Linked DNA regions of Homo sapiens: region 1 is linked to region 2. A link is an interaction called in ENCODE POLR2A ChIA-PET data of the cell type or tissue named here. Cell type or tissue: GM12878. All regions are shown on one strand. Each heading gives the region's core, and the rest is flanking DNA. Links, peaks and the distances in the headings are about the cores only.

Region 1 (16,409 bases), core at 5,368-13,367, 150 kb after region 2:
TTAAGGATCTATGGTATCCTTAAAAGGCCATATTTATATTGACTTATGTATCTTTTTATCTGAAAATCCTATCTCAGAAAAAAAAGCACTTCTTAAACACCGTTACACTTTAAAACTTCTTGTGATTTGATCAGATAATGATTATTTCATCAATCTACATCTTATCTTAGGTGAAGATTCTTGTTCCATAATCAAAAACATATTAAATCTTAAAACTCTATAATTTGATTTTTCTATGTTCTTATTTGTAGGGCAGTAGAAATTATTAATCAGCTAAGAACAACTGAGTGGTCATCTCATTGGCTTTCACTACATACCTACAGGCAGATAGAATGTCACCTTCCAGCAGAATGTGTCTGCCCTCTGCATCTGTTATGGACTGAATATTGTGTCCCCGCAAAATTCATTTGTTCAAGCCCTAACTCCCAGTGTGACTATATTTGGAAATCGAGCCTTTAAGAAAAATATTTAAGCTTAAATGAGGTCATAAGGGTGGGGCCCTAATTCGATAGGATTAGTGTCCTTATAAATAGAGACACCACACAGCTCTCTCTCTCTCTCTTTTTTCCCTTTTGCTCTCTCTCAGAGCATGCATGGAGGAAACACCATGTCAGCACACAGCTATGTGGTGGCCACCTATAAGCCAAGAGAAGAGGCCTCAGAATGAAACCAAATTTACTGGCACCTTAATCTTGGACTTTCAGCCCCCAGAACTATGAGAAAATAAATGTCTATTGTTTCAGCCACCCAGTCTGGGTATTTTGTGAAGGTAGCCTCAGCACACTGAGACAGCATCTGATCAAGTACTGACATCCAGAGTCAAACTCTCATTCTATGTTAGATACTAGGATATTTTAATCCAAATTAAAGTTATTTTAAAAGATAAGATTTCTGTTTCTCCATTCTTTCCAAACCAAGGTTGCCCTTGTCTCCAAGGAAGGGATCTCTGGAGCCCACAAGCTGAGGCAGGGTGGAGGAGCACCCTTTCTTCCCATTCGGCAGGGTGCTAGGTCCCTCCTGAGAGAAGCATGGGAGAATGTAGATCTAGAAGCCACGTGGCTGAGTAAATCAAATACTCATGAGAGTTATAAAGCACAAAGAAATATCAATTTCAATTTTTATCCATATCATGAACTCGCAGTTACAGTGTCTTCCTAAAGAAATGACATGGCTTAACTCATAAGCTCCTCTTCCCACCTGCCATTCTCCTTGTTTGGGGTTACTGTTGAGAGACTGAATGTATCATCAGACAACAGCCAGACTGTATATAAAAACAGGTCTCTAACCCACAACCTGCTCAGGAAATCAAACCCCTTATCTCCAATAAACAACCCAGGAAGCCAGCCTGCTGTAAGTCTGACTTGGGAAGCCAGATTGCTATCTCTTTAAACAATCCAAAAAGGTAAATAATAACTTCTGTAACAATCAGCCCCAAGTGCCCAGGACTTGATTAATAATAGATAACTTCCCTAATTTTTGTCCCCACTTCCAATTTAGGACCAACCAGGGAATGCCCTAGCCAATCACATGAGTGATTGGCTCCTAGATAGCCCACCTGCAGCTCCCCCTACCAACAGCCTTCAATTGGGGCACATGGGAAGCTTCTCTGTTTTCCACTAAATGCCTTCCCAGTCCTCTGCCTGCCTTTGATTCTCTGCCAAATGCAGTGACACTGGCTGACTCCTTCGCAATTGCAATCTCTGAATAAATAGCCTCTGCATTTCTCATTTAGTTGGTTTTTGTTCATTTCCAGTGTCTTTTCATCTATTCCCTAGAAGATTGAAAAGATTTTTTTCCCTAATTGCATCTTGAAACATTTTCTTTCATATTTATGAGGCAGATATTGCTTTTTTCCACAATTATAAATTAAAGGGCATATTCCATCCTTTTGACAAATGTGAACTTAAAAAAAATTTTTTTTATTTTACTTTAAGTTCTGGGATACAAGTGCAGAACGTGTAGGTTTGTTACATAGTTATATGTCTGCCACAGTGGTTTGCTGCACTTATCCACCCATCAAATGTGTACTTTAAAGATAGCCCAGAGGTTCCAGGTCCCAGAGTGATAGTTCTAGGCCAGCGATGTGCACACAGGGCCCCTGACCACCTCCCTGTTCTACCCCAGATCCACGTCATTTTTTGAAAAGTATTGGTAGTGACTTCCCCGGTAAGCCTGAGTTCCCAGATCCGACCCTGGCACCCGCAGCTCCCTGTCTTCACTGTGCCATTGCTCGTTAAGCTGCGCTGGTTGCCTGACCCCCCAGGTGTCCCCCCTGGGGACTGGGCACACAGTCTAGGTACTTGTTTTGCTCAAGCCAATGAAAAAGGCATGAGGAACACTTCAAAGGAAGCTTTCAAACTGCTGATCTTGGCAGTTCTGCTGTTTTCAAAGACAACAGAACAGTGGGAAGGAGGAAGATTTCATTTCCCTGGAGCTTCTCTGCTTAGCTCTGGAAACAATAGTAACCAAGTGCATTTTGGGAGGAATCATTTGAACCAGGTCCTTATCTTCATTGCTTGGAATAAGGTTTTATAAAAAACAAAACATCAACAACAACAAGAAAACTCCCCACTTAATTCAAACGCCACATTCATTTTCGTCTGGTTTGTTTCTCATCAATAAAAATGCATAATTAACTCCCTGAAGTTAGGCATTGCTAATGAATAGAAATCCATTTCAATGAATTCATAACCTGTGGGATTTCTGATGTAACCCTGTAATCTACTTCATTGACAAATTTTAAATGACTTGATGGAAGAAAATGAAGGTCCTAAGCTGCTGTTTGATGCTCAGTAGCTTGTTTCTTTTGTTAGTAGGTAGGGAGGCGGACTTCTCAGGCTTTACTATGGCTTACCCTAGGAGGACAACAGCACTCAACATAGGCTCAACAAAGCATCATATTTTTAATCCATCAGCAGTTTTCCAGAAGAATGTTGCTCATAATTAAATAACTTAAAGTAACAGAGAGTTAGCAAGAGAGGAGTCAACACAGGCACAATCTACCCGTCTATCCTCACCCATCTTTAGATATTGGTCAGCAGCTGTCATGGACTGGAGACTCCTGGGACCAATGGCCAATGACTGTGAGGATTGGAAACTGCAGTTCCTTGCTTTGTGTGTAGCTCTCTCCTCTGACTTGAGAATGCTGTTTAAAACGGTCTAGGTATAGTTCTAAACAGCTGACTCATCATTAAGGACAGGTGTCTGCAGAGAAGTCAGCAAGTGCAATTAATGTTAAAAATAAGATAACCTTTCAAAATACTACCCATGCACTACACCTGGCGTGTGGAAAAGAGGGGGCAGTCAATATCCCCTACATGGCCTACTGTTAGCCAGCCGAGCATACACAGAGTATAGGAAAAATACGTAAAACAGATCTTTATTTTGAATTTGAACCATGCATTCTATTATGGGTCCTACTCCAGGTGTTGTCCCATTGTATTCCAGGTGCCTTTCCCAGTTTCCCAGGGTGCAGGCCTGGTAATTGATTCTCTGAGTGACCATGTGGTCACTCCCTTGTAGCCAGTTGACCTCTCTGACTCTGACCTTCCACCCATCCTCCGTTTCCTTCGATCCTCCAGACCTTGGAATCTCTTCTCCTCCTGGCAAGGACTCCTGTCTTGGATGAACTTTAGTCAGGCTCCTCTGAGCCCACAGCTAGGCCTCATCCTTAGTCCTGGCCTTGGCCTGCTGAGCCCAGTTTTAGAAAAAAAAAAAAAAAAAAAGAAGTCCTGCTAAGGCAGCTTATCCAAAATCCCACCCTTGATATCTAACCAAGTTCCTCTTGGTAACTTTCCATTTCACCTCCTCAGCTGCCTGTTGGCTATACACCTCCTCTTGTTTCTGTTGTATCTAGAGTTGAGTTCAACTTCTCTCCCCTATTACAGTAGTGTTGAAGAAAGCCTTCCTTGCCATTTTTAACAAATGTCAGAATAATTTCTCTTTAACCCTTCTCAGACCCAGGGCCCCACCTCTTCTGCACCTGGAGTTCTCTTTGTCTTTAAGTGCTCGTCTCCTTCTTCAGATTAACACCCACTGCCAGGTGCTGGGGCATTGAATCCTGAGTGCTGGAAGAGAAGATAAAGGAAAAGCAGCCTTCTCAGCAGTCTGTTTTCAGGGCTGGGAAGGTGGGATAATCACAGCTTTCCCTACTCCTAAGTTAACGGTTCTGTGGCATCTCCCTTCCTTTTGCTAAGCGTAGCTGTCTTCTTAGTAAACCTGGTCTGGAACCCCAGGAGAAAAACAGGGGAAGAAAAAAAAAAAAGCAAGCCCTCATTTGTGATATCGGAAGAACTGAAAAACCTTACTCCCTGTCCACCACAAAAGAATTATCCTGTATATGGAATTAGAAATAATTAATGTGATTTGAAACTGGTACAAAGCAAACAATCAAAAGGCTCTGCTGAATTACTGGTGCCGTGTGGAAATAAATGGGTTTGGAGTCAGATGGGCCTGAATTTAAAGCCTGCCTCCCCCATCTAGCTTGTCAGGACCTCAAGCAAGCAGGTTAACGCTGGAGCCCAGATGCCTTGTCTGTAAAAATCTCCTATCTCACAAGGTCAGTAAGAGGAATAGATGAGCATCTAACACCATGCTTAGTGCAGGGTTATTTTTTAAAGGTTCATTTTCACTTCCTGACTCTCACTCTGTTTGAGAGACAATGGTTTGGAGACTAGAAAAATATATCGTTCAAAACGTGTGTGATTTTTTTAATCTTCCATGCTTTGATTTTGTGATTTATCTGATGCTAACATTATCATTTAAGAAATCACAATATTTTGTATGTCTTTTAATATTTTATAAGGCAATTCTATTTCTTTCAGTGTAAAATATAGGGACATTTTAAAACATAGTTTTATTTTTTCTGAGCTAACATGTTTTTAGACAGAATGAAGTTATAGTGCCACAATGAGTGAGAGGAAAATAAGAAATTTAGTAGAATGTAAAGTGATAAAACAGTAAACTAAATGTTTACATTTAAGTTCTATTATTTTTCTATGAAAAAATCTAGACATATGCATAAGTAGAGAGAATAGTGTAATGAAACCCCTTGTATCTGTCACCCCGTCTTAACAATTACATTTTGCCAATCTTGTTTTGTCTGTACATCACCCTGCAGTTCTCACCATCCTCTTCACTGGAATGTTTTAAAGCAAATTCTCAACATCATATTTTAGTGCATATTTCCAATAGTGAATTCTTCTTATTTTATATAATCAAATTACTACTAATATAGCTAATAAAATTTAAAAATAATTCCTTATATAGTTCCTATGTATTCTCAATGTCCACTCAATGTTTAAATACCCTGATTGTCTCAAAAGCATCTTTTTACAGTTGACTTGATTGGATCTGGTCCAAATAAGAAATTTGGTCGATATGTTATGTAAGTCTCTTTTAATCTATATCATTCCTCCCTCCTTCCCACCCCATTTGTATTAGTCTGTTCTCACATTGCTATAAATACCTGAGGCTAGGTAATTTATAAAGAAAAGAGGTTTAATTGGCTCACAGTTCTACAGGCTGTATAGGAAGCATGATTCTGGCACCTGCTAGGCTTCTGGGGAGGCCTCAGGAAACTTACAATCATGGCAGAAGGCAAAGGCGAAGCAGGCCCTTCTTACATGACCGGTGTAGGATGGAGAGAAAGGTGGGAGGAGGTGCTACCCATTTTTAAACAACCAGATCTCATGAGAACTCTATCATGAGAACAGCACCAAAGGGGGAATCTGCCCCCATGATCCAATCACCTCCCACCAGGCCCCACCTCTAACATTGGGGATTACAATTGAACATGAGATGTGGGTGGCGATCCAGATCCAAACCATATCACTATTCATGCTATTTGTTGAAAAAACCAAGTCATTTGTCTTATTGAATTTCCCATGCTCTGAATTTGGCTAATTGCATCATTGTGGTGTCATTTAACATACTCCCCATCCCCTGTATTTCCTGTGAGCATGGTTGGATCTAGAGACTTGATCAGATTCCGGTTCAATTTTTCAGCAGAACTTCATGGAAGGAGCTTGTACTTACTATTGATCACCTCAGGAGACACAAAATATCTCTTCTCTAGTGAATTTTCAACCGATCAGTGAAACAAAAAGTTATTTGTATTCCAATCCAGGATAATAACTCTCCATTTATGGTGGAAAGACAAGATTTTTTGAGTCATCCAGACTTGAGACAAAACACTGAACTGTGGCACTATGGACAAGACATTGTGGATTTTCCCATGTTGGGTGCTGGATATTCTTGTATTCCTATAAATATTCTTGAGCTTTGTTCTGGGATGCAGTTACATTACTTGGAAACAGTTTGACTCTTTGGGGTGTTGTTTTTAATATTGTTAGATGGGTCTGGAGCAGCATTAATCGAGAGCTAATTTTGTGCTACTGCTGAAGCAAGCCCTTTGAGTTCTCTACCCAGTGCCCATGCATTAGGAGGGTTTCCAGTCTGGCTGGTGGCCTGTGTGAGCACCAGGCACCATTCCCTCAAAGTCTTTAGGCTGGTTCTTTCCCCAGCCTCACACACAAGCAACGATCAGTCCTCTACTAAGTACAGTGTTACAGGCCTTGAGGTACAGACACTGCAGAAGCCAGACAATAATTCCCATTCCTATGAAATATACAAGTATTGTACAGATTACAACTTCCAAATAAAATGCAAGCAAATGTTGCCAACTTAAACCTCATTCACAAATGGGATTATCTCAACAAACCAAGTCCATTCCCCATGAATGCAGGAAAATAAACAAATATGTGCAAGAGCCCTATCAGATCACAGTATAGAAGGTCTTGTTGAAAGGATTTTTTAAGTAAGTCCCTGCTTTCTCCTTCTCTCATGTAGAAAAAAGCAAAATATACCTTTGCAAGGAGTATTTCCATCGGAAATCATTTTGCTCTCATGGAGGTGGAGAAAAATAATTTAAAACAGATAAAAGAGTGGATCTGGATAACTTTTCTTTTCTTTTAGATCTTAAAAACCATTCACTTCAATACCACGAGCCCATGTAAGAATGCCATTTAAAATAATGATTTTACATTCTCTAAATCTTTGGTATTTGTCATTTTGAGGGAATATCATGTATCATAAGACTGCTTTTATTTTCTTCCCATCAGACAAGATTATCCAAAGCAATTACTAATTAGCTGATTCAGGGCCCATGATAAGAACATACAAGAACTTTAGATGTTGTGTGGCTCCATGGCCCCTTTAAACCTGGGGGGTCCGCAGGTACACAACCAGTAATTTTTCTTAGTGCCAATGGTCGTGTCTCAGGCAGTTTGTACCACATGGGTTGTTGTGGTGGTGGTGGTGATTACTGATGTTCTTTCAAGAACTTTTAGAAGTTCTAGGAACACCGAGAATCAGATTAGCTGTCAGAAGGAGCAGAGAGATTATCCAACATTGGTTATGTATAAGGGATATTAAATACTATTGTTCTCAATAACATTAACAATGAAATATGACAACTTAATAATATAAATCTTAAAGACATACCAGGTCTCTTTAGAGATGAGATAGTTATCTTTATAGTTATGCCCTAAGCATTTCAATTAACTTGACAAGTTATAGCAATAAATACATAAAAGATGCAAAAGTTACATCTTCAATAAAGGGAATGTAGTGGTTTTCTTAATCCAAAATTTTGTTTTATATATGATACGCCCAGTGTTCTCTGTATGTGTGATTGGAAGACGCCATTGCTGGACAGGAGGAAGTGCAGATGCCCTAAACATTTAACCAGGTTCACATAGAACAGTAGGCTCTGCTTTAAGAGGGCAGATTAAGTGCATGTATTTACTTGCTTTCCATGGAATCCCACTTAAATAACACTTGAACAAGTAGAATAAATTCTTAACAGTACTGAGTGCTGTTTTTGACATATTCCTGAAAACCAAATACATGGGATCATATTGATACAAAATCATAGCAAGGAATGACAACTCTTTTCCCCAAAGAGCCCTGTGCCCATCTGCATTAGATTCCCAAGGCTGCCATAACCAAGCACTGGTGCCACAAACAGGGAGGTTTATAACACAGATGTATCTTCTTACAGTCCTGGAGGATAAAAGTTCGAAATAAAGGTACGAGCAAGGTTAGTTCCTTCGGAGAGCTCTGGGGGAAAATATGTTCTGTGCCTTTCTCCCAGCCTCTGGGGTTCCCAGCAGTCCTCGGCGCTCCTTGCATTGTAGACACATCGCTCCAGTCTCTACCTCTGTGGTTATATGGGTTCTCCCTGTGTGTTTCTGTGTGTCTTCATCTCTTCTCCTCCTCTCCTCCTCTTTTTTTTTTTTTGAGATGGTATCTCACTCTGTTGCCTAGGCTGGAGTGCAGCGGCGTGATCTCAGCTCACTGCAACCTCCGCCTCTACAGTTCAAGCGATTCTTCTGCCTCAGCCTCCCAAGTAGCTGGGATTACAGGTGCCCAACACCATGTCCGGCTAATTTTTTTGTATTTTTAGCAGAGACAGGATTTCACCATGTTGGCCAGGCTGGTCTCAAACTCCTGACCTCAGATGATCCGCCCACCTCAGCCTCCCAAACTGTTGGGATTACAGGCATGAGCCACTGAGCCTAGCCTTCTCCTCTTATAAGGACACCAGCGATACTAGATTCAGGGTCCATCCTACTCCAATATGATCTTATCTTAATTACATCTTCAATGACCCTATGCCCAAATAAGGTCACACTCTGAGGTAGCAGGGACTAGAACTTCAACATATCTTTTATCTTTTAGGGGGGCACAATTTAACCTGTAGCACCATCATTCACCTGTTTGCGTTCAGATTAATTTCCTACTCTCTCTCTCTCTCTCTGTCTCTCTCTCTCTCTGCTCTTTCTGTGTCTCAAAGTATTAACTCCTATAATCTATATTTTCCAGACTCCCTTGCCAAACTGGCTTCTGGCTGATGTCAACCAACGGGAGGCACTAGCAAGGGACTGGCAGGAGGGAGAACCGAAGAAGCCAGGGTGATTCTCCCCTCTATCTCTGCCTTGGGCAGTGTTTCCAGTAGCAGCTACATCTACTCCATGATTCTAGTTCCTTCTGGAAGGCTTGCTGTAGCTGGGAGGCTCTCCCAGTATGCAGCAAGGGGGCCAGAGCTGCTAAACTCTGTGAATGCCATCCTCCAACTCGCCTCTGCTTCTAAAATCTGAGTTGCTTCATTCTTCAGTTTGCTCTGTCAGCTCTTCCAAGACTTTTATAATTAATTCCCCTAATTAAATTCTCTCTATTGAACTACCTGGCATAAGTTCTGTTTTCCTGACAGACCCCTGACTGATCAAGCTTCAGGCAATGCCAAGCTCTGAGTCAACTAGTAGAGAACAGGAGTGTGCCAGGGGGCAGACATCAAGGCAAGTATTGAAAGGACCACCAATGGGATAAGAGAGCAGACCCCAGTGCCCCCCTTCCCTCCCCCTGCAAACGCAGCACAACTGTCAGGAGACGTGTGTGGGAAATAATAGCTGTGTGCAAAATCCTTCACGTTTCTTAGTGAGCAGCCAGTAGATACCATCCAATGTTGTTTTCAAAAGGAACTATAAGCATATTTCTAGTGTAATGATGTTACAGTAGACACCAAAATTATTTAAAACATCAATAAATAAAAATTATCTCTCAGGACTTAGACTTAGGGTAGGCAGGAATGGGCTTATTTTGGTTTATTTTCTCTCCTTCTGTGCTATTTGAATGTTGTAAAACTTTTGCCTCTATTACTTTTGGTTGTTGTTGTTGAGACGGAGTCTCGCTCTGTCACCCAGGCTGGAGTGCAGTGGCGAGATCTCGGCTCACTGCAAGCTCCGCCTCCTGGGTTCACGCCATTCTCCTGCCTCAGCCTACCGAGTAGCTGGGACTACAGGTGCCCGCCACGGCGCCCAGCTAATTTTTTGTATCTTTTAGTAGAGACGGGGTTTCACCGTGGTCTCGATCTCCTGACCTCGTGATCCACCCACCTCGGCCTCCCAAAGTGCTGGGATTACAGGCGTGAGCCACTGCGCCCGGCCGCCTCTATTACTTCTTTAATGTTTTAAGCACTAATTTCAAAGATTTGACTGGGTCTTTGTCTAGCTAAGGAACAAGTGATTTTATATCAAGTCTTATTTCCTGGACATAGAAGGGGGAAGGTAGAGATGAAAGAGTGGAGAATTTTGAAGCAGGCATGTGAATAAAGAAGGTAATGGCACTACCCATTGACTAAGTAATTGCTTTACATGTTACACTGTGGATGGGGGAAATCCATGCAGAGGGTGTTTCATGTTAGGAAATATGCCACTCTTTCCAAATGTGATATTTTTGAGAATTACTGTGTGTTAGGCCATTCTTGCATTGCTATATATAAAAAAAAAAAAAACGAAAACCTGAGGCTGGGTAGTTTATAAAGAAAAGAGATTTAATTGGCTCACTGTTCTGCAGGCCGTACAGGAAGCATGGTGCTAGCATCTGCATGATGTCCGGGGAGACCTCAGGAAGCTTACAATCATGGCAGAAGGCAAAGGGGGAGCAAGCATCTCACATGGTGACAGTGGGAGTAAAAGAAAGAGTCAGGGGTTGGGGAGGTGCCACACACTTTTAAACAACCAGAACTCATAAGAACTCACTCACTATTGTGAGGACAGCACCAAGTCATGAGGCATCAGCCCCCATGGCTCAAACACCAGGCCCCACCTCCAACACTGGGGACTACATTTCAACATGAGATTTGGGCAGGACAAATATCCAAACCATATCCTACTGTTCGTTCTTGGGAGATGTGTGAGTGCATTTGATCTATTATTTTTAATCCTCACTCCTACTCCTGCTGTCCAAGACCAGTAAGAAGGAGGAGGCTCATCTACCCCTCCACATTGGCAGAGGGCATGGAAGAGACAGAGCTGAAAGGGCTCAAGACTGCTCTGAACATTTATAGTAAGCCCAGGCATAGCTGCACAGGGTAGATAAGTAGTGCTGGAGTGATTAGAAACTTTCATCTACAACAGCACAGCATAGTTTTTAAAAAAATACATAGGCTTAAGAAAAAGATAAACCTGGGTTTCAGTCTCAGCATTGCCATCTACTACTTGTACTTAAATTCTCTGAACTTCAATCTCCATTTCTGCCAAACAGAGATAACATTTAGTCAACACAGTTTTCATGAAAAATGAGAAAATACATGCAAGGAATTTTATAGAATGTCTTGCACGTAGGAGGACCTCAATAAAACACATCCATTGCTGATGAGGAAATAGGTCAAATAAGGCTCTGCATATCTGGATATAAACAAAAGGTGATTGAGAGGGCTTCTTAGATATTTGTAGGTTTTTCAAAGCACTGACTTGCTTACTACTCCTGCTTTTCTTCCAGGCAGTCAAAGCATATTTCCTGACAATTGTACTGAGTGTTTTAAATAGACTGACAAACAACAGAGACAATCCCATGCAAAGCCAGCCTTCTCAGACCAGCTTGTTGCTAGCTGTGGTTGCAGGGAGCAGATTTAGATGAGTCATATGTTGTAGAAATGGGCAGAAAAGGACTGGAGTCCTCGAGACATAACCCCAGATTCAGAGTGTGACACTAAGTCTGGGGCTCTATTTGTAGTGGGTAGATAGCAGGAAGGTGTTATCCAGACTGTGGCCCAGTGAGGGGACCCAGAGTCCCTAGTCATCTGTTTCCTAATCTCCAAATTGCACTGTCCCTCCTGGAGTCATGCAGACAAAATGGGAAGGGCCTAGGCCAAAGAGAGTCAAAGAGTGAAGAAAAATGGTTAAGAATCTCCTAGGAAGCTTAGTAAACTTCTAACATCAACATTAACAAAATGTTTAAGAGAATGATAATTACAGGTGTCACAGGGCTCACTGTTTGCCTCATAAATAGGGCTAGATTCAACGTGTCTGGCATGTATCTGGAAAACTGGTGAGGTGGACCTGACAAAAGTCTCTTGGATAAAATGTATTCTAAAAGTGAAGAAAATGAGAGACAGATGACTTGACTTAGTCATTGTAGGAGGAAGTAAGTCTGAGTACAGCACTGTGTTCTCACTAAGTTTATCTACCGGTTGTGCCCAGCAAAAACGGAAGTAACGCCGAACTACAGGTGGTCCCTGATGGCCTCAGACAGACTCAGCAATAGGCATGTACAGGGTGAGCAGGAAGGAATACCTGGCAGAAACCTAGTACCCCATGGAGGGGCCTGCCACAAAAGAAGAGAACAAATGAGCATGACATTTGAGAGCTGTAGATGATCAGACTTGTTCAGTATTGCATGGGAGGCATCCTATAGAGATGCCCCATAACAGGACCTGTACCACTGGGCAGCAAAAAGAGATAGGGAACCGTGGGAGGCTATTGTGATCACAACCACTGTTTACTCATAGGCGAATGTGGCCTTGGGAAATGCCAGCACATGAGTAAATGACCATAAATGGTCATTCTTTTGACTGCTAGCTGATGGTTGAAAGCCTCAAAGAAATATACTATAGTCCACAATAACAACTAAATGCAAAGACCTCTGGAAATTTCTACAGATGTATAGACTCTGCTGTTAAGTCAAAGCAGACCTTTGTCTAGACAGCTCTGAGATAGATAACTCTTCTATTTCCTTCTGGCGTCTGCTATCTCTGGGGACTTATAAAGGACCTTGTCTTCCCTGATAAGGTGATATCATTTGATTTATGTATTAATTGGGTTGGGATAGGCTTTGTCAGTAACAGTTTTCTAAAAAAAAGAAATCTCAATGGCTTAATGCAATAAAGACTTACTTCTTGATCACATAGTGCCTGATACAAATTGGGCGGCCCTCCTCCATCTTAAATATATTCCAACTACAGCACATGGTCTCCATGATCATCATAGAAGGGAAAAGAGAGCTAGAGGATCCACAGGAAGATTTTCAGTGCCAGGCCTACCTAGAAATGTTCATCTCACTCCTGTCCATTTTCCCATTGGCCAGAATTGTCCAAGACCCACCTGGCCCATGAAGGCTTGGAAAGGGAGAGGGACACCTGACCACTGGGTGAGCATGAAGAATCTCTGCCACATATTTTCCTTAAACAATTCATCTCTCTCATTAGTTGCCTTGTTTAAATTGCTGTTGTTAAATACATTTAGTTAAGTATTGGCGAATGAATTAGTCAAGAAAGGAGAAATATATTCATCAAGGTTAAAAAAAAATTAAAAGCCGGTACCAGACACATCTTCTTCTGAGTCATCTCAGTGTGATTTATCTAGTAATGAGTTAAATGTTTGCTGTATATTTACCACGGAGTGAGACAGAGCAGCCTTTATGTTCTCAGCAACAGCTTCGAACGCTGCCAGCATTAGAACCTATTTGTTTTATTGAGAAGAGGGATTGTTGGCTGGAACACAAGGGCTCCCCATTACTCTTTCTGGAAAAAGCAATGGGAACTTTAACTTTTCTCTGGACAGCTACCAACATCTATCAGAAGAAACAAGAGTGTAACGTCTCTTTCTGAAGGGCCGCACTTAGAATGCCTAACAGCCTCCCAGCCTCTACTGGTGTCAGCAGTGGATAGAAGTCCAAATGCAAGCTATTCTGTGTTTACTGGAAGTGCTAAAGTGAATCAACCCTATAAACGGAAAACAACAAACTGACCTGACCTGGAATACTAAATGAAACCGAAGTCCAAAGGTACCAAGCTCAAAATCAAGAGCAGAGGCATTCAAGTGTACCCTCTTCCCCCCAGGATTAATTCTGAGTTCAGACAGAGACATATTCTATGACCTCAAGTAGAAGACTTCATGTCTCTGCACTTTGGCTAACTCAAGGTCAAACTCAAGTCTCTATCAAAGTTTTCTACTTCTCAAAGTTGAGTTTTCTAAAACTCTTTTTTTCAACTGACTGCTGACTTTAAATCTTCCACATGGCTTCCTTCAGCTTCAGTAGACTATCTGCTTCCTCCTAATTCACAGAGAAAACTGAGAAACGAGTGAGAAAACTCCCAACTCTGTCCACACTGCCCACAAGTTTTTCAGCCAAGTATTTTCCACTTCCTGTCCTGTTCATTCCTCCACCCACCACTGCCTGGCTTCCACCTTCGCTGCACCACTGAAGCTGCTCTGGTTAACACTGCTGCTGCCTTAACCTGAAGAACACTTGTAAATCCCTGTCTCATTTGACCTTCCCTTGGCATTCAGTACGGCTGTTGACCATTTCTTCACTTTCCATTCTGCTGGTTCCTGGTTCTCCAGGTTTCTGGTTCCCCTAACACCTACCAAGTCTCTTTAATGCCTTCTTAAATGTTGCTGTTGCCCCAGGTATCCCATTTAGCTCTCGGCTAATTCATTGAACAAGGCTTTCTTGAATGAGGAAGAACTTAGTGGAAAGGCTAAAGCCAATCAGCTCCTCAGAGTGAAAACGGGCACAAGGGTTGGCACCAGAAAAACAGAATAGAATAAGATCCACCCCTGTCCTCATGGACCTATGCTCTGGATCTCATTTGATTGCCCCAGCATCTACCCAGGCGCCCACGCTGAAAACTGTCACACTCACAGCCAAAAGATCCCCGAATACAGTCACATCTGTCTTTTGAAAATCTTTTGCATCTGCTCACTCTGCTTCCTCTGTGTGGTCATCAGCTGAGTTCCAGCTTTTGTCATCCATCACCTGGACCAATGGCAATAAATCTTCCTTGTTCACTCTGACTCCAGCCTCACGTCCCTCCAATCTTTCCTGCATATTGCATTCACAATGATTTTTAAAACACTCAATGTGGTCACATCATTCTTCATTCAAATCTTTTCAGTAGTTCCCCCATCATCTCCTTACGAGGCTTCTCATGAGCTGGCTCTCACCAGCTTCTCCTGTATCTCTTCTACTACTCTCCTGCGCACATCATAGCCTCCAAAATTAATAACCACCTTAGAGTTTCCCTGAGTGTTGACATGTTATCACACTTACACAGCAATAGCCTTAAGAAATCCTTTACAATCATGTGACTGAGATTCTTCATGTTATCTATGTAGTTTACTTTTTATACCACAAGTCTTGCACATAAAAGCACATTGACTTACTCATCTAACAGGCATCTCAAACTTAACTTATCTGACACAGAAAAACCTGCTCTTTCCTGCTCTTCTCCATCTTCACTGCTCAGGCCCGAAAACTCGGAGGCAAACACAATTCCTCTCCCTTTCCAATATGTCCAAATCAGCTGTCAACTCCATACCCAATATATAGCCCAAAGCAATCCACTTCACTCCATCACCATGGCTGTCTCCACAGTCCATGTCACAGTCTCCAGATGACTATAAAACTTCCCAGCAAGTCTCCCTGCATCCAGTCTTGCCCCCTTAGAATCCATTCTCCACACTGCAACCCACGTGATCATCTAGGAACATAAATCCTATCATGTCACTCCTTGTTTAAGACCCTCCGATGGTTTCCTTGAAACTTAGAGGAAATTTCAAACACTTTCAGAGCCCTGTGTGAATCAGCCACACCCTCCCCACTCCTCCTGTGTACCCCTGTCTTTCCCGCACCCTCTGTGCTCCAGTCACACTGAACTTCCTTCTGTCTCAAACACACCAGCCTTATTCCCACCTCAGACCCTCGCAGTGGCTGTTCCCTCTCCATGAGATGCCCTTCTTGCAGAGGCCGGCTCCCTCCTGATGTTAGATGCCAGCTTAAATATCACCTCTTCAGAAAAGCCTTTCAGGATTACCATGCCTAATGCACCTTCATCACATCACCCTGTCCTATTGGTATTATGGCTCTTACCACTGCCTGACTTTAAATCAGCTCTCTCCCCTCATGAAAGTATAAGGCCCCAAGGGCAGGAACTTGTTTATTACTATATCTAGTGGTGGTATCCAAATTATTTAACAACAGGTCTGGCATAGACTCCAACCCATCAGAAGGGATGCCCATCTGTAAACCCTCAGCTGGCCTGACTGCAAAGTAGTCACTGGACATCAGCCTTCTTGTGTCCTGCATCTGAACAGTGTGACTCTCAATACATGTCAGTTGAATGGGTGAATGAATAAATTAACAACTGTTTCTTGGTTAGGTTCACTGTTCCATCAGGAACACAGGCCTTCACTGTTTTTCTTAAAAAATATATTTATTTATATATTTATTTTTGAGACTGGGTCTGGCTCTGTCACCCAGGTGGAGTGCAGTTACATGATCACAGCTCACTGCAGCCTCAACTTCCCAGGCTCCAGCGTTCCTTCCTCATTAGCCTCACAGGTAGCTGGGACCACAGGCACATGCCACCACATCTGGCTAATTTTTGTATTTTTGGCCGAGATGGGGTTTCACCATGTTGCCCAGGCTGGTCTCGAACTCCTGAGCTCAAGCAATCCACCCGCCTTAGCCTCCCAAAGTGCTGGGATTACAGGTGTGAGCCACCGTCCCCAGCCACAGGTCTCCATTACTAAAGAAGGGTGTACTGAGCCCCTACATGTCCAGGC
Region 2 (16,409 bases), core at 4,054-12,053:
TCTCCCACCCCTTGGCCATTTTGGGATACTTAAATGAGGTCAGAGTTTTTCATTAACAGTTCAAGCCCTTGTGAGAAATTCTAGCCCAGAATTTCTACTTGAAATGTGAGCACCAAACTTTACTTTGGGAACAACAACAACCAAAGAAATGCAAACCAAGAGGACAGACCATGTTCATGCATGAAAATATGGAATATCACAAAAATGCCATTTTCCTCACATGAGCATATAATTTAAAGTATTTTTTTTTAGCTTAAAGTGATTCTCAAGCTCATCTGGAAAAAATAAACAAGTGACATGGCCAGTGATCTTTTTTTAAAGTAATGAGAGGAGATTTGCCCAACAAGATTCAAAAATACTAGAAAGCTCTTGGGTTTAAAATAATGGTGTAAAAGCACAAGCTCAGATAGACAAGTCAGTGAAACAGTAACAGAAACAGTTGCTAATGCAAAAGGTAATGTGCTCTCTGGTAAAGATCATTAAAAAGAAAGAATAAATAAAGGTGTAAATTAGTTAGCTAAATGTTTAGGGAAAAAATAGTCTCCTTATATCATGGGCCTTAATAAATTCCAGATGGTCTAAAGAGTTCATTTTTTTTTTAATGAAAATATGAAAGGAATAGAGGAAAATATAGTTGACTGTTTTTTGGGGGGATGGGGTTTTGCTAAGGATTTACTAAGCATAAAAGCAGTAAAACACATATTTATACAAGGAGAAAGTAAAGGGCTGGCATGGTGGCTCATGCATGTAATCCTAGCACTTTAGGAGGCCGAGGCAAGTGGATCACTTGAGGTCAGGAGTTCGAGACCAGCCTGACCAAAACCCCATCTATACTAAAAAATACAAAAATCAGCTGGGTGTGGTGGCGGATGCCTGTAATCCCAGCTACTCAGGACGCTGAGGCAGGAGAATCGCTTGAACCTGGGGGGCAGAGGTTGTAGTGAGCCGAGATGGGGCCACTGCATTCCAGCCTGGGCAATAGAGTGAGACTGTCTCCAAAAAAAAAAAAAAGAGAGAGAGAGACACAGTAAAGAATAAATATGTTTAATTGAAACTTTAAGCATGTTTAAAACATACTTAAGTTGGCAAAATATTTGCAACAATGATATCATATGATTATATTTTACCAAAACATGAAGCATTTTTTACAAATCCATAAGAAAATCACTAACAGAAAACAATGGAGAAAGAGAAATACAAGTTACCAACAAATACACTAAGAAATAAGCCCAACCACATTCATAATCTAAGAAGTGCATATTAAAATGAGACCATATTTTCTATGAAATTATTATTGTCTGTTATGTGAACAAACACTGAGCAGTCGTGGAGTCCCCGATGATGAGGATGAAGAGAAATGGCGCCTCAGGAGACTCCTAGAGGGAGAGCACATTGTTAACCCCTGGGGTAAAGAGCAAGTTAGTGATACATCTTAAAAGCCTTCAAAATGCCCATAGCTGCAGAACTGATAGAAAAATCCTGTACCTTGATTGTGGTAGTAGGGGCATAGGTATATATAGCTGTCAAAACTCATCAAATTGTATATTAAAATTGATGTGTTAATTAAATGTAAGTGATTCTTTGATTTCTTGGTGAGGAAATAATGTTTACAATCTTTGACCCATTTCAATGCTAGAAAAAAAAATCATACAGGTACATAAAAACTATTATAAGGATGTTCCTCACAGGATAGTTTACCATTGCACAATAAAAAGACAACTGTAAAAATAGAAGAATAGCTAAATACATTTTGATATACCAAAAACAGTTAAATGACATAGCTGATTGCTTGAAATATGATGTGACATGAAGTAAAGGAGAAAAGAATAGTAAATCGTATTTACAATATGATACCAGTTTTACTAGAAAAACTACGTGAGCACAGGAAATGATTAAATTGAAATGCTCAGAATGTTGATGTTGTTAGTCATATCTTTGGGTGGTGGGATTATTAGTAATTTATTTTCTTCATTTCCCAACTGTTAGATAGTAAGCATGTAGCATTTTAAATTATGGGAAAAGCATGAATTTTAGGAAAATAATTGAATGTTCAGATAAAAATTATATGGAAGCAGAAGGAGAGCCCACTGGCTTACTGTGGAATTGCTGGGAGCACACAGAATTTTTATCCCTCTCTCTTCCGTGTTCTTTTCCTGCACCCGCAGCAACACTGATGAAAATGGGGCAAGTAAAGAACATCATTCTCGAGGGGGCAGCACAGTTGTGTGCACACAAAATCCTGGGTTCCACTTTTTGTCCCTTTACCAGCCCCTCTCTCTAAGATATCTAACCTCTTTTTGGCAACTGTCCTTTGGATTTCATCAGTTCACCTGGCAAATTCTAGCCAGTAGTTTTTTAAAAACTCACCTTGTCTCTCTCTCTCTCTCTCTCTCTCACACACACACACACACACACACACACACACACACGTGGCCCTTTCTTGTATACAGAAGCTATAAAATGTGTGTAGATTTCTAGCCCTGAAATACTAAAGTTCTATAATTCTGTACTTAACTCTTTAATAATCTTGACATTTTATCTACCATATGAACTACGGTACAAACACCATTAAGGGCAGGACTTGGCTTTCCAGGCCTGAATGCAGGTATTTAAAATAATTGAATTACAAGAAGGTAGCTCATAGATCTTTTCCATTGCAGCATAACTGTCTTGAATCTGAAAACACATTGTCTGTCTTAACTCTGCAGTAGCTGACACACCCTCCTCCTCACAAGTCACTGTAGTAGTAAGATTAAATATTATAATGATGGTTTAGCAAATCGGATGGGGACTCATCAGCTATTTTCATATCAAGAACTGAGGTTGAAATATGCATCCTTTATTTGTTTTTCATTGAGTGATTACAGATGGCACCTAATAAAGTCTTCATGCTGTGATATCTTGAAGCCATTGATTTATGTTTGGTAAGTGTGGACACACCAACTCTAGTCAACCTCCCTCCCATTACATACCACAAGGAATGTTAAAATGACATTTGCCTATTTGCTTTTTCTAGTGACTGATGAGGATCCTTTCTGAGAGGTAAACACCAGCATTATTGAGGAGTGAAGTTTAGGCTTGATATTTTTCAATAAAGTATATTCCTCATTATACTTTATCCTCCAAAATAAAATGACAAAAATAAAACTTTGGACTTTTCTTTGGATACATATTAGCCAAAACCATCATGCCCCTGGTAAATATAAATTGATTCTGAGTTTTTAGAAAATAAATCACGAATTGTACAAAAACATTGAGAGTCAGAAGATGTTAGAATACTGGATGTGGAGGTGAATTGGTGTGCCTTTTCTTCCATTTGATTTGGACTATGGTGTGACTGACTATTTTAGCATCTCTTCCTAATTCTTTCCTTTGTTGAAAGTGTTGTAAAGGCCCACATGCCAAGGCTAATTGTGGGGCCAGAGCCAGGGAGACTGCTGGGCAGGTGGTTATCTAGGCAGGGATGGCAGTTGGGCAGAAGGCACAAGCAATACAAGCTCTGGGAACATCAGGTGGCTTCAGTCTAGAGACACAGATCAGGTAACCCAGGGAAAGATGGTGGAGTTGAGGAATAATGCTAAGAGTGAGGGCCACAGACCAGCATCGACCAGAAGCCTCCACGGTGAAATATGGATTCCATGAGCTTGGACTCAGCAGCCAAGAAAAGTCTCATTTAATAGTCATTGCGATCTCAATTTCACAGCCATATCGATGGAGAAACATCTGTGCTCAAGAGGAGAGAATTCCACAACAGCTTACAGCCACACACTGGTCATCCCTGTGAAAGATGCAGCTGACCAGACATGATGTAGAAAGTCAGGCAGGCCCTCTGAACCCCATGGGCGCCTCTGCCAAGTGGTGGCGAGCATTCTGGAAAAAGTGGAAAGGCCAATACAGAGAAGTGACGGGCCTGCAAATGGTCCTGATTTTTCTAACACCAATTCAGGGGCATCATTGGGTCTTTTGACCCAAGATCTTAAGTGGATCCTCTGTGCATTTCATTACTTAGTTAAATAGCATGTCATTCCGTAAGAAAGCAAACCTGAATTGGTTTTGCCTAAACTACATAGCCCAGGAAATTGAGCAGAGGATTGAATGGCACAGTTCCTGATCTCAGCAGGCTATGGTTTCCCCTTTGTATCTCCACTTTGTATCTGACTGCATTTTCTCTTTGCCCTAAACCATCCAGCTATTGCAGTGGCGATGGGGGGGTGTCTGACAAAACTTTACTTTTCTTCCTTTTTTATTAAAGTGTTTCAGATGCTGCAGTCATGAATGATTTTTGAATGTTTATTATTTACCTAATACAGGCAAGAAGATATAGTAGAAGATAAAAAATGAATAGAAAAGAGATAGTACTACCCAAATGGAACTCTATTAGGGAGGGGAAAATATGTGAAACATCCAAAATATATTTTTGACATTTTTACAGAATTAAATAATTATAGATTATACGGTATTCATGATCAAGAAGTGCTTTGGAATTTTATGCACCTAATGAATGTATAGGTGGGGAAAGTTGATCTATAAATGCACATGTATACTGTAAGGGATATGAATCTTTACTTTCACTGAACCACCAGACCTTAAAATTTTATAGGAGCAGAGCATCTCAAAGTCTTGATGTCTGTAATTTCATAAAGTATCATTAACACATTAAGTTTCAACTAAATTGAAATTAATTGTTTCATTTGGGGAGATTAGCATTTTTCTATTTCAGTGGCAGAATACTGATGTTTCAAGGGAATATATTTTGAGGATAACAGTCATAATATTAATAGTTGTTGTTATTATATTTAACACTCATTGGGAGCTTCTTGTGTCTCAGGAATCTTGTTAAGTCCTTTAGATGTACTATTTCATTTAATCCTAAGAACAACCCTGTGAGGAAGATACTATTATTATGTCCATTGTACAGATAAGGAAACCACCAACTTAGAGATGATTCATAACGCTTCTATGTTACTGAGCTGGTCGCTAGCAGCACTCAAGTGATTGAACATTCAACCCAGGCCCAGGTGACTTGCAACCCCGTGCTCGTAAGCTCTTAACTGGTCTCTCTCTCTCTCTCTCTCTCTGAAAAGGGCAAAATCTAAAACATGATTATCTGAGGGAGATGGGGTAGCTAGAAAAGTAGGATTCTATGAAATGTTATTCTGCTGAATTCTCAAGAACACAGTGTTTCTGGAAAGCTTAGTGGTTCTGTTGAGGTGATGTTCATTGATATTCTAAATGTGTTACTTTGTTTTATTTTTTTGTTGGTGGGGGAAGACTTTACTAGTTGGAATTACTAAAATCGCTTTAATAAAGTGCTTGCAAAGACTCAATCTGGTTAACAGTAAAGCCATTTGTTTCAGTCATGTCAGCAACTTTGGTTTTCATAAGGGTTTTAATGAATCGGAGAGTGGAATTTAAGAAAGCAAACAATCCAAGGAATACTCCTTATTTTTCTAAAATAGCAAAGCAAAAATGGGAACCCTTTCCAGTTTAGTTACAGCAAGTATCTATTGGAGTTTTAGAAATTCTTAGAGTACATCATTTATCATATAGAACAAAACTTGATTAATGAACACTTTTTAAAAGTCTTTTTAGGGTCCTATTATTATTTTAGTTGTTTAGATATAAAAATATTTTATGACATATTCACTGTTAAATTTATAGTGAATTGACATTCAGTGACATTTGTTTTTAAAGTTGTTTATTGAAATATGTAGTCTACCAGAAATAAGTACGGTTACCAACTACTGAAATCAATTTAATAGTAATTTGGTCTTGTTAGTCTGTTAAAAAGAATTATTGGCCTTCAGATATTTCCACAAAGCCCTTTGTTACTCATGAATCCCATCAAGATGCTATGAATAAAGACTGTGAATATCAATAAGTTTGAAAACATTCCATGCTCATGTTCAGGGTCATATTTTTCCCTGTCTTCTATGTTCCTCTTTGTGGCTATAAACCCAAACTTATGTGTTGTGTGTTTTTTCTATGACAATTATGGATATGACTTATTTACTATATGCTCTATGAGGTATAACCTAATGTCAACTGACTTCAACTATGTTTGCCATACTTCCAAAAAAATAGCCACTCATGTATCTGTCTGATCAGGAGGTGAACCGATGGTGCTGTATGAAATTGAGAACTAATTATCTCATAAACATTCTAAGTGGATATAAGGAATTATGTGCTCAGTTGCAACCACTAATTTATCGAAGCACCGGGTCTAAATACCTCAGGGAATGCACAGAAGCCTGATGGTTGAAAAGCCTTCAAAGCATTCTCTCAGCTAAAAAGTACAAGAATTGGGGCTCATATCTAGTGCCTTTTTGGACAGTTGGTCACAGAAGCTTAGAAACATTGGCACAAGTATTGTCAGGTGGAGCCTGGCCGTGACCTCTGTGAAATGGCTGTCATGAGCTTGGCAGGGTGGGAATAATGGCTCTCCTGCCACCATCTGTCACCCCTGTCCAAGACACCAGCACAATTTGAGAGCAGCTGTGGTTCCCTACCCTATTCTCACCCCATCCCCCCATGCCCAGCAGCTCCCTCCCTGGGACTTTGGACCTCGTGGGAAAAAAATGGAGAAGGAGGGAAAGAAAAGTACTTGAGGGTTTTGTAAATGTTCAGAAAGGGAGGGGGGTGCGGTAGAATTAAATCTACCCAAAGAAGAGCCAAAGAGCTTTCACTTGCTTTCCCTTCTAGCCAACCAGTAACCAGTAGGCCTTCATTTTATTGTCACATGTAAAACTCAAGAAGTGATGAGTAAGTAGCATTCAATTAGAATTTAATCTTTTTTGGTAGAAATGGTGTAAAAGTTTTCAATGAGGATATGCTGATTCCTGGTTGCATGTTCCACAGCCTTTGATGTTCAACCACATCATCTTGCACTTATAGCTAAAAGGTGTCAGACACCTAACATTGTCTTAGCAATCTTCTGTGGTTCCAGATACTGTGTGCATCTTACAGGCTGGAGTTGGGGGACACCGATGCTTAATGGGAAAACTAATGACTTTATACAGATCTTATAAAACTCTGCTATTGTCGGGGGGCAGGCATTTAGTAGATTAAGTTTGTAATCTAAGAGAGGAAACTGGGCAGGAAAGACAAGAGTGAGGTGAAGCACCACCGTGGACCAGAAAAAGGCTTGAAATTAGAAGCCTTTGGCAAAAGTGTGAAACTTTGCCACTTTACATTGTTCAGTGGGTCAGAAATTGTCAAAGATTTTCTTTTTTCTCCAAAGAGAAATGACGAGGAAGGAGAGACATTTTTTATTTGTTCTGGGTGTTTGTTTATTGTTTGTTTTGGACAAGGTCTCACTCTGTTGCCCAGACTGGAGTACAGTGGTGCAGTCACAGCTCACTGCAGCCTAGACCTCCCCGGCTCAAGCAATCTGAAAGAGAGACATTTCAAAATTGAACCTAAGACTCATGGTTTATCGCATGAGAACCCACAGCTCTCACAGAAACTCAAGAAATGTCTTAGTGAGGGGACTCAATCCTTTACACTTCGAGCTGAAAGGACGGCAGTCAGCCCAGCCAGGAGGTTACCTCAGCATAGACCAAGTAAATAAATCATTTGGTAGAAGCCATTTGAGAGTAAAGGTTACTAGAAAGTCATAAATCAACCAGCAAGTCGATGTATGGTTTTGCTAGAATGTAGGAGCAATTAGAAATTTTTAGAAATATTTCTTTAACTGTGCGTGACTTGAGGAAGAGGACTATGACCTAACTAACCAGTTACTATTATTATATCAAAATGAGATTTTAAAAAATACAGTATGGATTTAATGCCGGTTCACTTATTCAGTTTTATGCAGTTAAGTTGTTGTTTTTAGAACATTATGAAATTTCATTTCATGCCCCAATAAAACTAAACTAAAATGGAATGGGTTACAGCTTTTCCATTTGTTGACTTTTCTCTTTCAAACATCTTTGATTTTCCATTCATTGAACACACTTTTTAAGAATGCTTTGAATGTCATTCAAGTTACCCGTTTCTCCTGTCCCCTCCCCCACCTGTCTCTAATGCAGTTTCCAAAGTGAACCAATCCTAACGGAACCTAATGATACCTTTGAGCACGTTTCTTAGTAACACTAGCACCTCTTTCTTACCTGCTTCTAATTCACATAATGGCCTTTCTAGCATTGGCTGATTGTTTCTTTTTCATTTCCCCTTTATCACTCCCACCCATGTCTTATCAAAGGGGAAGGCTGGTGGTTAATGGTCAGTGCATTGCACCACAATTTCATGCTTGTGCTGCATCAAAAGTCTAACCTGACAATCAGTCCCTTCTCTTCCATCTGACATCAGAAGCTTCTGCAGTTTCTCACAGCCATTGGCCATGAAAGTTCAGCTCAAGAAGTCATCGCAACTACCTTCATTTATAGCCTGTTGTTGACCTAAAACCTAATGCATGTCAGTGCTCTTCTCTGTTTCTTCTCTCATGTCAGAAAAATTAAAATGTTTTAATTTTTTTCCCAGGCTGCATTTGCAAGTTTTAATATGTCTATAACATTTTTATAGTATATCAGTATCCATATCAAACATTTAACTCTGTTACTCTGCTTTTCTTTTCTTTTCTTTTTTTTTTTTTTTTTTTTTTTTTTGAAATGGGGTCTCGCTATGTCGCTGCAGTGCGGTGGCGTTAGCTCACTGCAACCTCTGCCTCCCGGGTTCAAGCGACTCTCAGCCTCCTGAGTGGCTGGGATTACAGGCATGCACCACCATGCCCAGCTAATTTTTGCATTTTTAGTGGACACGAGGTTTTGCCATGTTGGCCAAGCTGGTCTCAAATTCCTGACCTCAAGTGATCCACCACCTTGGCCTCTCAAAGTGCTGGGATTACAGGCCTAAGCCACCGCACCCGGCCTACCCCTGCTTTTCAAAGTCATAGCCATGATACCCAGGGATTTTTCCCTCACATGGTCCTGGTGTCTACTGACATTAGCTTATCAATTTCAAACTTTCCTTAAGCAAAACAAATGGGCCTCCTATACAAATGGGAAGGTTGCAGTTTCATCTCATTTTTTCTTAGAGTTTTGCCTGGTTAAAGCAATTTGGATGTTTTTAGATATTCACACTGTCTTATTTAGTGTGCAGTTGCAAATCTGATTTTTAACAGGGAGAGAAGGAAGAGGTAGGGCTGTTAATTTGCATTCCCCTAAGACTGAGTACTACCAGTGGGCTACAGGTTGCCCAGATAAAGTACATTTAATTTTAAAGTAACATTGCAAACTCTCCCAGTAGAATTGACAGCATCCTTGGAACTTCATTTCACACTTTCCTGACTTGGGAATGGTTATTTTGAGTAGCACCTCCTATTAACCTAACTTCTTAATGCCTGGACAGAAGGTTAAATATCTCACTTATCTACATGTTCGGCCTCCATGAACAGCTGCTTCATTCACAGCCCTTCAAGGGTTTATCAAAATTTCCCCATGTTTAACATTCCAGAGAGAACATCCAGGTTGTTGGCTCTTGAGACTCACCATTGGTTCACTCACTGAGGCTGATGATTGTGACTAATATAATCTTAAAACAAAAAATGCAATAGGATACATTCTGTTAAAGAAAATGCATTTTGAATTAACTATAAAAATACAAAGTTCTGTGATAGCCCTATCTGAGTACCCAGTTCATAGAATCCAAAAATGAGAAAAGATTTCGTCTCCGTGATTGTAGTCATCATGTGGTGTAATTTGCTAAGAATTTCAAGTGCACTAAATGTTTTACGAGCAACCATACTCCCATATTAAGGGCACTGCTGTACTCCTTTACATTCTCAGAGTCAGGAGATGCAGGATTTTCAAAAGGCCCTGTGCATTTTGAAACTTTAGCAAGGTAGGTGATAGATTGATTTCATGTAACAATAAAATAAATGTCTTAAAGTTTCAGGATCTCTGACAATAGAAGATAAGTGGTATCTTAGAGTTGGCAGAATTGAAGACCTTATCAGCTATAAGAAGAAAAGTTACTGCTCAATATCTGAAGCTGCCATTGACCTTAGGGAAACAAGCAAAAAGGCACATGATCGCTTATGAACAAGGATGTGCATCTGATATTATTGAGTCATAGAAACAGAAAACCCAATCATCTAACAGTAGCAGATGGTTATATGACCTTTAAGGCATCTATAAAATGGAGCATATAAAAACACATTGCAAAATGTAATTGGTAATAATTAAAGATATAGGAGAAATGGTCATGGTTAGTTAAATTTTAAAGATGATAAAACTAAATAAACAATATAGCACAGATGTGTTTTACAATGAATAGGCATAAATAAGAAAAAGACTAGAAGGAAATGTACTACTACAGTAATAACTGTGGCTTGATTAAAAGTTATTTTATATTCTTGTTTTCCTAAGTTTCCTAAAAACTTTACTATGTATTTGCATATGTGTATATGTACATATAGGTAAGTATATACATATATCTGCACATCATGTATACATGTACATAGTATGTTTATATGGGTACATCACAATCAGAAAAATAAATGTTTATGTTTTAAATTATTTTTCTCCAAGAAATAAGGTTTAAAGCTCAAAGCTTATAAACTTCCCAAGGGCTTTCTGATGATCCTGTGTGGATCTAGATAGTAGCTTGATCTGTACGAAACCCCAGAGAAGAAAAAGTAATAGACCAACATGAAAAAATGAGACAAAGAACTGTCCTGTGGTCATATCACCATCTGTGGAGTGCCCAGAGTGACGGTGTCAGCAACTGGCTTTAACATCATCAGGGCTAGATGTAGGTAATGAAGTGTGATTTCAGGAGAGGGCCTCCTCCCTGCCAAAGGAGGAGCATGTGTGTGTGTGTGTGTGTGTGTGTGTGTGTGTGTGTGTGTGTATGTGCGCGCGCGTGTGTCTGTGTGTAAGAGAGGGAGAGAGAGAAGTACCCTAGGCCTGCAAATGCCACACAGACTATGAGGAGTAGAGAAAAAGAATCCTGTCCATAAAGCAAAAGCAGAGCTTATGAAATTGTCAGATACCAAAAGAATTTAGAACTGCTGCAATAGTATTTCTCTTGATCTTCTTTATCCAGATGAAAAACCAGTTTGATCAGGATATCCTTATCAGTCACTGGGTCTGGCCTTCATAATACGATTTCAAATAAAGTAACAAACGTAATAAAAACACATTTCTCAATACTTATATCAAATTAAAAGTATATTTTAAGAAAGAGATACATTTTGTTGATAAAGACATAGTAATTCTCCCAATAAGTTTTTTTTAGAAGTAGATATTTTTAAACAGAAATATCTGCTTCAATTGTTGTTGTGAAAATAAATCCTTCTTTTATTGCCATCCTCATATATAAGCCGGTATTTTAGTGGTAAAAACTGTGCTGAGGAAAACACACACGTAGCACATACTTTCAAACAAATTTTACCGTAGCACATACTTTCAAACAAATATGTATTTACCGTAGCACATACTTTCAAACAAATATGTCAGCTTTTTAATGGTCTGGGCCATGATGCCGAACTTGGGGAGAAAAGAAACATAGCAACTTGCCCTTCATTCGGTAAATACAGGCAGCAGGGAAAGCCAGGAAGCCAGAGCTGCTGACTTAGGGGGGTGGTTGTGGAGGGAACTGAAGCCACCCCAGGACTCATTACCCTCAGCGTGTGTGTCTGGGCCAGGAGGAGTTGAGCTTGGCCATCTCCTCCAGCCCTGTCATGTTCAAGTCTAGGCATTAGGATCTGAGGGTGAGGTTGGGAGGCTCCCACATCAACAGAAGCTGGGATGCTGATCAGCAACTCATGAACCGAAACCTCTACAAGTGTCGGGCCCTTCCGGTGATTTGTTGCACATTAAGTTTGTCCGGCAGGGTGTTCACCTGGCTCTGCAGAAGGACACGAAAGGTGGACATCTGCGGCCATCAATGCCACCTCCTTGTGATCCCCCTTTCTCTCCCTCCTGTGGTGCCCCACTGTGAGGAGCATCCTTCCCATCCGCAGTGAAACAGAGATCTCCAGATTGCCCAGGAAGTTGTTGGAAGGATTGCACATTTGCTTCTCCCTTTATTGTGTACTCCTTCTAGAAGAAAGAGCCTGTGTTTTTAGCTTTTATTTTATTTTATTTCTCTTATTTCCTGGAATCAAGCATTGAGCTTAGTCGGTGCTCAGTACAGCATTGATGACTAAGCAAAAAGAATCCAGGCAAGAAAATAACTAACTACCACCACCGCCCACCCCCGCTAGCAATTTCAGCAGATTCTGAGCATAAGTAGTGTGGAGTTGAATCCCCCAGGCAATAACCTAGAAGCCCCAGGCAATAACCTAGAAGCCCGTCCAACAGCTGCCCTCATCTCCAATTCCATGGGGTTAGGACCCGCCTCCGTGATGTTTCTGAAAATGCATTCCTCCTCCGGGCTGATTTCCATTCCACAGGGGCCCAGTGCCCTGGTCTTGGTGGGCCCTCAGCGACCTACCCCACACAGACCAATACTTTCTCTTCCTGGTTCCTTTTACTGTGTTCCCTGCTTCCAAAAATCCAAGCAAAGTGTGTGCATTAGAAACCCTTCATTCTCTTTCATCAAAGGAACCTAGCGGTTTCTGCATTTTTAAACAACAAGAAAGTAAATCATGAACTTTTACTTGGCTACATAGATCAAAGATTCTCTTGAAGGTCCAAGTGATCTCAAATTATTTTTAATTATTTATATTTCCAGATCTGAATAAAAGACTGCAAAACACACCCCAAAAGTTTTCTGTTTACTTTATCAACCCTCAGCACCAAGGCAGCCATGAAGTGCTTTTTGTTCTTTTCTCCCTTCATGGCCATACCACCAGGAAGGTGGTCTTAACATGCCATCGATCATATCTGAGTGGCAAATGTAGCGCTGGCCCGGCCAGCCCAGCACATATCGCTGTGAGCCGCAGTGACACACATTCATTTCCGCTGGAGGCAGCCCTAGGGAGTCCGGCGGCCCTGCAGCTGTATTTCATCTCTTTGAACTGTATGGCCTCCCCTATAATTCAGGAAATGAGTTTACTCTATCTGTGACAAGCATCATGTTCACACAGTTTTGGGAGCGGCCAGCGTGGTGCAGGGCTGTATGGGAATGGAGGTGGCAGGCGTTTGCCAACCCTGGGGAGTACACCGACGGTACTTCCTCTCCCACTGCCGAGTGCTCCACTTGACCGTGACTTTCGGCACACCTGTTGCCTGAGAAAGTGTGCTTTATCCCCGTGTGCTGGGAATCTCTGGCTGTAATCTAACCTGAGATGAGTAAGTCAGTTTCTTAGACAGGGCGCTTCTTAAAACAGCAAGGCCTCTCAGTTGATCACCACTCAGCTCCCCTGAAGCTGTAGAACTGGTGCCTGTCTTTTGTCCATGCTTATTTTTTTTCGCTGGTAAACTTTGGCCCCTCTTTTGGTTGTTATTAAACTAGTATTTGTTTGGTGCACATAATCTCTGCTGGACCAGGTTAAAACAAGTGCAGATTGTTAAGGGAAGAGGGCTCTGGTCAGCGCGGAGTGTGCATACACTCGGATCAAGGAAAGGAATGCCAGAGCCAGCCCAGCATCAAAATACACTGCAAGTTGGTGGTGAGCTTTTGTTATTTTGCGTATGGTTAACCATCTCGGAGGTCATAAAGCGAGGCCTCTGTCCTCCGGTGCAGCAGCTGGGTTTATACAGTATTTCCAGATTGTTTATTCTGGCCCAGAGCCAGGGCTACATCGTTTTTCCATTATGCATGTTTGACAGATGAAGAGAGGTGGGAAGTGGGACTCCCAGGAACAGGTCTGTGATTTCCTTTCTATTTACATTAAAGGGACTTTTAGGAGTACTGAAGATTATGAACCAGTTCAAACATATGTCAATGCAGCAGAGGTAGAGAAGCTGCTATGTTTGCAAAAAATGTTCAGATCTTGGGCAGTAAAACAAAATCAAAGCAAAATCTTGGGCAGTGAGCACATCGTGCTTGTCACTGCCCAGTCTTGCATGCAGACAGGTTACTGGCGAGTGATATTTATCATTCACATCCAGAAGTTAAGCTAGTGTTTGTTTGGCAGGGCATTGGGAGGAGCCCCTGAGTTGGCAAACCAGAATCTGTGTGCAATCCACTGACATATGCATTTCATGCAGATGGGTGTGCCTGGTGCCGGGCAGAGATGTGTTTCCAAGGTCCCAGTAGAACTTTTTCCCTGCAGCCTTTTCCCTGAGCCACCAGCTTTCTGTGGATACTCCCAAAAGCCCGGGCTAAGTTCTTCCACCAGGAAGTGTTCAAGACTGACCAAAGAGCCACAGTTCACATTGTATCCACAGCAAAGTCCTTGGCACATAGGTCAAATGGATGTGATTGAATGACTGTTTTCCTTCTAAATAAAACACTTTCATTTTGCTAATGGAGAAACATCACTAAAAAGTACCAAAAGTGATGGCAAATTAAGTAACTGACCAGCATTCATACAGCAAAGTCAGGTCACACAAATAAATGTCTTTTTACCCAACAGTGTTTGAATCTTCAGTTAATGGCTGGGGTAAATATCACACCCAGCACAAATTCATTAGCTGCAAGACGGTGGCTTCTACATAGCTATTTGTGTTTGTGGTGAACCTTCCTTATCATGGCATGTCTTAAGCTTGGCTAAGTATTTGCAAGCGTTCTGTCACCATAACATAATGTTCTTCAACAGAGTGGCTAAGAAAAGCAAATACCACTACCTCTCCAGAACAACCTGTGATCCAAACCTTCTCTGTCAGCCTACTATCCAGAAATTCAATTTCCAGAAATGGAAAGTTTGCTCAGGAAGGACCCTCAACTAAGGAAGGAATTTAGCTAAAAAGTGAAGTATGCATAGTCAACACTGAAAGTTGCCCTTTGGGTTAATCCAGTCTTGCAGATGGATTTAAAATACAGGTTTCAAATCAACAAACATTTATGGAGGGTGGTTAGGTGCCAGGCATGGAGCTGGACACTGGGGAACTAAAAATGAAAAAGACACAGTCCCTTTCAGTGTGAAAACATTTTTGCTGGCTTGCAAGTTTTTCACCAGATCCTCCCAGACTTACCAAAGCATTCCCCTCATCTTAGAACACTCAAGCCCTTCTTTTCAATGGATTCCCTGAATGCCAGAATACACACAGGGCAAGGAGAAGTGGGTGGTTATAGATTTCCACTCAATTTGGAAATTAACAGCCTGTGGTGTAGCAAAAAGGTGCAAGGCTGAGAATCAGAAAGCCCACTTTCCAGTGCTTGGACTGAAATGTCCTGGCTGTACAGCCTTGAGCTGGTCTTGTGACCTCTGGGGCCCTTGGTATCTGTAAGTAAAATGGGTACTGGGAAGATTGAGCAAGGTAGTGAGGGGCGATGTGAAAGCGCATTAATCCACAGAGCCCTATGAAAATGAGAGGGATGTGCTTCTCTGCAGGACTTGTATGAGAAGTTGCACTGTTCGGGCTACTATTTGTAAAGTTTTAATAATACAGAAAGCAGCCCCCTCCTGGCCTCATGCCAGGTTTTATTCTCTACCAACATTGGGTGGCCAACTACAGATTTTTATGTCACTGGGGGCCAGCTGTTAGAAGAATCTCCACTCAGGACCGTAACTACTCTGTAGTGTCCCTGCCACTCCCTCCCCAGGGACAGCGCAGAGCCTGGAAGTCTATCCCCCTGTGGCCCTGACTCTATGGCTGATTGGACATGTCTATAAAGAAAAAACAATCTCTATTGTGTTCTTTAAATAGAAAGCTCAAAGTTTGTTTTTTTACTTTGTTTTCCCTCTTCTGAACACTTCATAGCTCAAAACCAGTGCCTATTTTGAGGAAATTTTCAATAGTTATCATAAAATTAACTAAGGGAATTATTTGACCAATCCCTAAAGGTAATAAGAAAAAACTTTTTAAAAAAATATCAAAAACATCCTGAAGCCACAGCTTCTTTTTGCCAAAAAGTATTGATGAATTAAAGTAGAGAGGCAGAAAAATGTGCCTTGCCAGCACTATTGGTCCCAAAAGGCAACCAAACCACAAAGTTAAACACTGAAATGTACAGACCCCAGCCAGATGGGAGGGTAGACTGCTTCTCGCTAAGGACCCAGCATTTGTGGGTCTCCTAGGAATTTCTGTGAAACTCCTTCAGATACTGCCTTTGTGCCCAGCTGTCTGTCTCCATCTCACAGACACAGCCAAGCCTTCCTTGAATCTGACAGCACCCTCGTCCTTCTGATGGTTTCTTTTGTTCCCTCAAGAAGCCTGTACAGAGGAGAACTGTGTTTCCCCAGGTGCTGAGCTGTGGAAATACAAAGATAAATGGGGTATCGCTTTTGTCCTGATCACTCAGTATAAAAAGCCTCTTTGGAAGAACAGCTAAATGAAACCTGGTGGAGATGTTAAGAATAAAATCTAGAGAAAATTTTTTAGGAGGTGGATAGTGCCTCAGAGGCCTCCTAAAAG

The links. Peaks named below come from ENCODE experiments on the same cell type or tissue, not always from the same donor. Only the 100,000 strongest peaks of a DNase experiment are listed, where the experiment ranks them.
Region 1: POLR2A ChIA-PET joins it to region 2 with 5 read pairs; 2 of 35 experiments call an interaction of 5 or more read pairs at or near these places.

Annotation. Positions count from the first base shown.
Region 1 is chr6:149,199,095-149,215,503 of GRCh38, forward strand. No RefSeq gene overlaps it. Among named protein-coding and RNA genes, the nearest start is that of TAB2-AS1, 50 kb to the right of the region's middle. RefSeq lists an enhancer at 13,998-14,117. In GM12878, for the core only: no CTCF peak of the experiment used is centred there; no DNase peak of the experiment used is centred there; H3K27ac peaks cover 1,169 bases.
Region 2 is chr6:149,047,538-149,063,946 of GRCh38, forward strand. The region is part of intron 7 of UST (uronyl 2-sulfotransferase); the gene reads left to right. Among named protein-coding and RNA genes, the nearest start is that of UST-AS2, 23 kb to the left of the region's middle. RefSeq lists an enhancer at 6,878-6,997. In GM12878, for the core only: no CTCF peak of the experiment used is centred there; DNase peaks (open chromatin) are centred at 7,434 and 8,224; H3K4me3 peaks cover 1,226 bases; H3K27ac peaks cover 3,027 bases.